2 separate regions of the Homo sapiens genome follow, and region 2 is linked to region 1. Evidence: chromatin loops called from intact Hi-C (ENCODE). Cell type or tissue: IMR-90. All regions are shown on one strand.

Evidence for each region. A loop is a pair of places that touch in the nucleus more often than their neighbours do. Peaks named below come from ENCODE experiments on the same cell type or tissue, not always from the same donor. Only the 100,000 strongest peaks of a DNase experiment are listed, where the experiment ranks them.
Region 2: it touches region 1 in a loop (4-fold over the local background); 2 of 110 quality-filtered maps call a loop at or near these places.

The regions. Positions count from the first base shown.
Region 1 is chr18:394,703-397,202 of GRCh38, forward strand. All of the region lies in intron 2 of COLEC12 (collectin subfamily member 12), which reads right to left. The region is part of intron 1 of LOC107985155 (a long non-coding RNA gene); the gene reads left to right. Among named protein-coding and RNA genes, the nearest start is that of COLEC12, 100 kb to the right of the region's middle. RefSeq lists an enhancer at 1-509. In IMR-90, no CTCF peak of the experiment used is centred here; DNase peaks (open chromatin) are centred at 509, 939 and 1,219; H3K27ac peaks cover 1,000 bases.
Region 2 is chr18:321,631-324,130 of GRCh38, forward strand. It overlaps COLEC12 (collectin subfamily member 12), which reads right to left. Exons shown (of 10, transcript NM_130386.3): 9 at 32-177. Among named protein-coding and RNA genes, the nearest start is that of THOC1, 55 kb to the left of the region's middle. In IMR-90, a CTCF peak has its summit at 1,051; a DNase peak (open chromatin) is centred at 1,091; H3K27me3 peaks cover 630 bases.

The sequences.
Region 1 (2,500 bases):
AAGAAGCTGAGGCCCTTTCGAAAATACTGACTTGGCCAAGGCTCCATAATGAGTTGTCCGCAGAAGCGCCACTTGACTCCCAAGCCTACTGTTCTTCCCATGACACCATGCCAGCTGCCTCTTGGTAGTGATCAAACAGAAACTAAGTACAAATAATGAGAAGCTTCTGGGAGAATACACCAGTCCACTTGTTTCCATGTTGATGCCAACTCAGTAAAAACAAAACAAAACAAAACAAAAAAAACACCTGGTATTGAAGTCCTAATGGACTCAGTTAAAGGTTTGAGCAAGTGATTAATGAGTACAGTGATAGGAATTAGAGGTTGCAAAGAGATGTTGTATCTTCAAGCTTGGCATCTGGGACTGGTTCTGCCAAACACTCTGGGAAAGCCTAACATCTGTTGATCCAGTTGCTGGAAGGAGACAAGGTGAATGAAAGCCAAGTGTGGAAGAATGCAGCAGAAATTTAGGACTCAGACCTCACGCTCTGCTGATGAATGTGTTATGTATGTTGCTTGGCAACTGGCACATGGCATGCATCAGCAAAGACACTCAGGGCTTTTGCAGTTGAGCTGGGAGGGCACAGGGCCCTCCAAACTGCACATTTAGTTGAGAGTGTTATGAGGAAGGCAAGAGAGTTGGTGCCTTGTAGTTTTAATTCTGGCACAACAGACCCTCTCATCCCATTTTTGGGAGGCCAGGCATACTCAGCACAGGGGACAGGCTCTTGAGAGAGTGTACTAACTCAACCCCTGCGAGCACTGGACCTTTTGGAGTTTCTGATGGCCTTTTCAAACGATAGAAACAGGGATAATAATCCTTCCCAGAAAAATGTGAGGTTAAAAGTTTAATCTGAGTTCACAGCTCATGCATTCCAAGAGGGTACTGTACTTGGGGAAATTACTCACCTAGAGTTTATATAAGTTCCGAGGCGATTAGAGTCAGCCGACAAATTGGAACCAGAGCACGTTTACATTTGAGACTTAAAATGTAGATTCCTCTTACGGAAAGAAAGAAGTGGGGAAAATGTCACCCATCACCCAATGTTTCTTGTTAAAAGACCAGGTCCCATTAGGTGTCAGTCCATTGACTCAAAGAGTGTAGAAGATGCCAATCCCCAATTCCCCCCATCCATCCTCTTGAAAAGCACATGTCACATCTGCTTGCTATCAGCATTTATCTCGCAGCGTGCGTCTGACTCATTTGGAAAATTCAAAGCACATGTTTATTCCTGCTGTGGACCCAGCCATTACTGTGCAATTTACAGGCCCTGTGCGACCCAGAGCACACAATGTGGTGGAGAGCGCTGCCAAGGAGCTGCCCCAGGCTCTTGGTGCTGCTAGGTTTGATTACTTTGCTATCAGCTTTGTAAATGGAGATGGCACCCCTCAGCCTCTAGTGAGCTCTCCTGTCACTTCCTAGCCTGAGTCACAAAGAACCCTTTCCTTCTTTGCCAGTTGGGGAAGGGGAGGATCCCAACACCGGTGTGTTTGGGAGAGTGGCAGCAGGTAATGAGTAAGAAGTACAGGGCTCCTGAGTTTCTGCAAACAAACAGCATTTGTGCAACAACTCAAAAAGTCCTGGTCACAAAACAAAACTGATGTGCTTTTTCTCCAAATCCCTGCAGTCTCAGAGCCTGGTAATTGCAAACATTTTCACATCAGCTCCTCTCCACCATCCAATCTGACTCCAAGTGGCTTCTCTAACAACACCGAATCTACTAGCCAGGACTTACACAACCTACTAACCTACTCAGTGGCTTCTCCAATAACATGTACTGATTTCATCAGGGCCTACAGAAGCCATATTATGGGTTGAAAAGTAAAAATTCATCCAATTTAGGGTTTTCTCCACTGAATCTCTTTTTCTGGTTTTGGCTCTATTCTGCCAAAATTTACCACAAGGCCCTGGCCAAGGCCAGTCAACATAGATGTCTTTGTGTGAGTTAGAAAAACGTGTCCCCTCCAGATGGACCAGCCCTTCTGGAAGCCTTTCTGCAAAGCAAAACCTGCACAACTGACAACTGAATGCAGCCGCCTTGGCAAGAGCTCATAGGCCTTTTCTTTCCAGAAACCTTGAAAAGTGACGAGAACTCTAAGGTTTGTTTGCCTTAACTGGGAAAGGCCACACTTGGATGATTAAATGCAAGAGGCCAAAAGCTTGAGTCAAAACCCACTCTCCACCTTTGCCTGTGTTCTCAATGTTGGACTGCACTGAGGGCAGGTTGGAGAGGCCAGCCTGGGTGATGTACACCACCCAGGTCCCACGAATGCATCTCCTACCACCATCTGTCAAGTGACCTGGAATGCCCAGTCAGCTCTGGAACCAGATCTTGGATGGACCTTGTTGCTTTGTTGAGTTTGTGTCTACTTTCCCTGGATCCTTCCTTAGTTCTGTGTATCTATAGAAAGACAAGGAGATTTCCTGTCCTTCTGATTTGTACAGTATGTCCTCCAAGTTCTTTCCCTCTTATCCGTGGCTTCTATCATCCATTCAGACT
Region 2 (2,500 bases), 73 kb before region 1:
AGCTCCCTCTTAAATCCCATCTACTGCTCACCTGTCTCCCTGTCTTTTTCGCAAATGAAGTTATTGACGTCTTCACATTGGAAATCGTTCCACTGCCCAGCATAAATCAACCCAGCACAGTCTTCTCCTGGCCCATGGCCATGACCCCAGTTATCCGGCTGTCCAGCTTTCCAATTTCTTTTAGCAAAACAGAAATTGAATGTTATTTGCACAGTAATGCAGAGCTTTTCTTTACTCAAGAGCAGCAGAGAATATAAAAAAACAAAATTGAAGCATGTCATTTATCCTGGAATGAAAATGCAGTTTAAAAATCAGTACATGCTCTTATTCAGAGAAAGGAGCAGCTGTTTTGCAGAGTAATGCATAATGCGGCATCTCCCTGCGCGCTTGTGATCTTTGCTACCATGAACCAAACTCACTAGGCTGGTTCATCAGAATGCAGAGGGAGCGAATCTTGCTTTGGGACAGTTAGATGAATAACTTTCTAATGTGTACTGGAATGCTGACTTCTGGGCATGAGTGTATATATGTGTGTGAATATCTATTCATTATGAGGACATGATACACACACACACACACACACACGCACACATGATCTTGTGAGAACCCAGAGGGACCTTGTACATTTCAATATCTTGCCTCTAACAAGTCCAAGAGCCAGGAAGAGAAAGTGAAAGACTTTTGATATACATTTACAAGAACCTACAATTACAAATAACTGGTTATGATTGTCTGGGTGAGTTGTAGAAGGTTGATTGCTTTAGAAAGAAATAGTAACTTAATCTTACTGAAAATGACTCCTACATTTCACTCCCTTTTTTGGGAGAGAGATTCTTAAAAACAAGTTTTCTTTAGGATGAGTTCACATGGGGCTTCTTAACTTGGATGCTGCTGCTCAGAACAGCACCTTGCCATGGATAACAGTTCTTGATTACGTTTCCACGAATAAATCAGGTGTGCTTCCAGACTCACCCCTTGAAGGTTCAATCTTGTCTAAGAAGCAGATTCATGCACAGAAGCTTGTGGCTGCTGCCTGAGAGGACAAGCCTGCCTCATGTGGAGGGTCTGGAAGAACATCTGCAGCGGAGGGTGCTTCCTATAAACAATGACTCATTACCGCACTGGCCACAGGGTGTCCTCGGGTCACCCGAGGAGACAGCCTGTATGGCCCTGTATCTTTGGACAATAACACCCGCAAAACCAGAGGCAGCGGGAAAGGACAGTTGAAGTTTAGTCAAAGGGTGGGGACAGGGTAGAACTGACTCCCCCACACCAAATGTGTATTTTGGGATTTAAAAAAAATGAGTATGAAGGCCGGGCGTAGTGGCTCATGCCTGTAATCCCAGCGTTTTGGGGGGCTGAGGCAGATGGATCACCTGAGGTCAGGAGTTCGAGACCAGCCTGGCCAACATGGCGAAACCCTGTCTCTACTAAAAATACAAAAATTAGCTGGGCATGGTGGCAGGCACCTGTAGTCCCAGCTACTTGGGAGGCTGAAGCAGGAGAATTGCTTGAATCCAGGAGGTGGAGGTTTGCAGTGAGCCAAGATCATGCCACTGCACTCCAGCCTGGGTGACAGAGCGAGGCTCCATCTCAAAAATACATATATATATATACATTGAGTGGCCTCAATTAAATAAACCTAGTGATGAAAGAGAATTCAGAGGAAACCATCGATTGGTGAGAGTAAAAATGGGATGCTACTTAGAAGGGAGAGTTAGAAAATAGTCTCACTCACTCACTCACACCAGGCATCCATAGCACTCCTGCTATGAGCCAGGTATCATCTGGGTGATGGCAACATAGCAGTGCAGAGAAGAGACAAAGTCCCAACTCTTACAGCTTACATAACAGATGAGTCACAATGAGTTCAAAATCTCAGCCTGTGACAATCTCAGCCTGACGCCAGATAGAGATGAAGTTGGAAAGAAAAGTAGTTTACTTTCACATTTGGTTTTTTGTGTAACTCTTTTCACCTTGTGAGATTCTTCTGGAGATGTCAACAATGCCTGAGCAGTTTAATCTTGTGGACATACATTTCGTTCATTTCTGCCAGTAATATGGGGGGTTTGATTCCATTTTTGTTTATAAAATTTGAGATCTATGATTCCTGAATGTATAATGATAGGATATTTGATATTCTTGACTTCTCAGTTAATTGGGAAATTATATAAATATGACTTCTTTGGGCTTAGAAGTCCTGCTTAATATTTTCCCCTTGCGTTTCCTTTTAAGTCATTTTAAGTTAAATAAATAAAAAGGATGTATCAACCAGGCAGAGAAATAACTGAGTGATAAGAAAGGAGATAATCTTTATCGCCTTTCTCCATTTGTTTTTCCAGGTCACTGGAATTCTTCACATACAGTACTCAAGGCTTTCCTTAGGACTAAAAGCAGAATGCAGTTCTGTGGCCATAAGCGGAGGTGACTGCAGTAGGCCAGAATGGGTGGAAAGTGGGTAGCCTGAAGCCAGACTGAAGGGACAATTTATTCTGTGGGC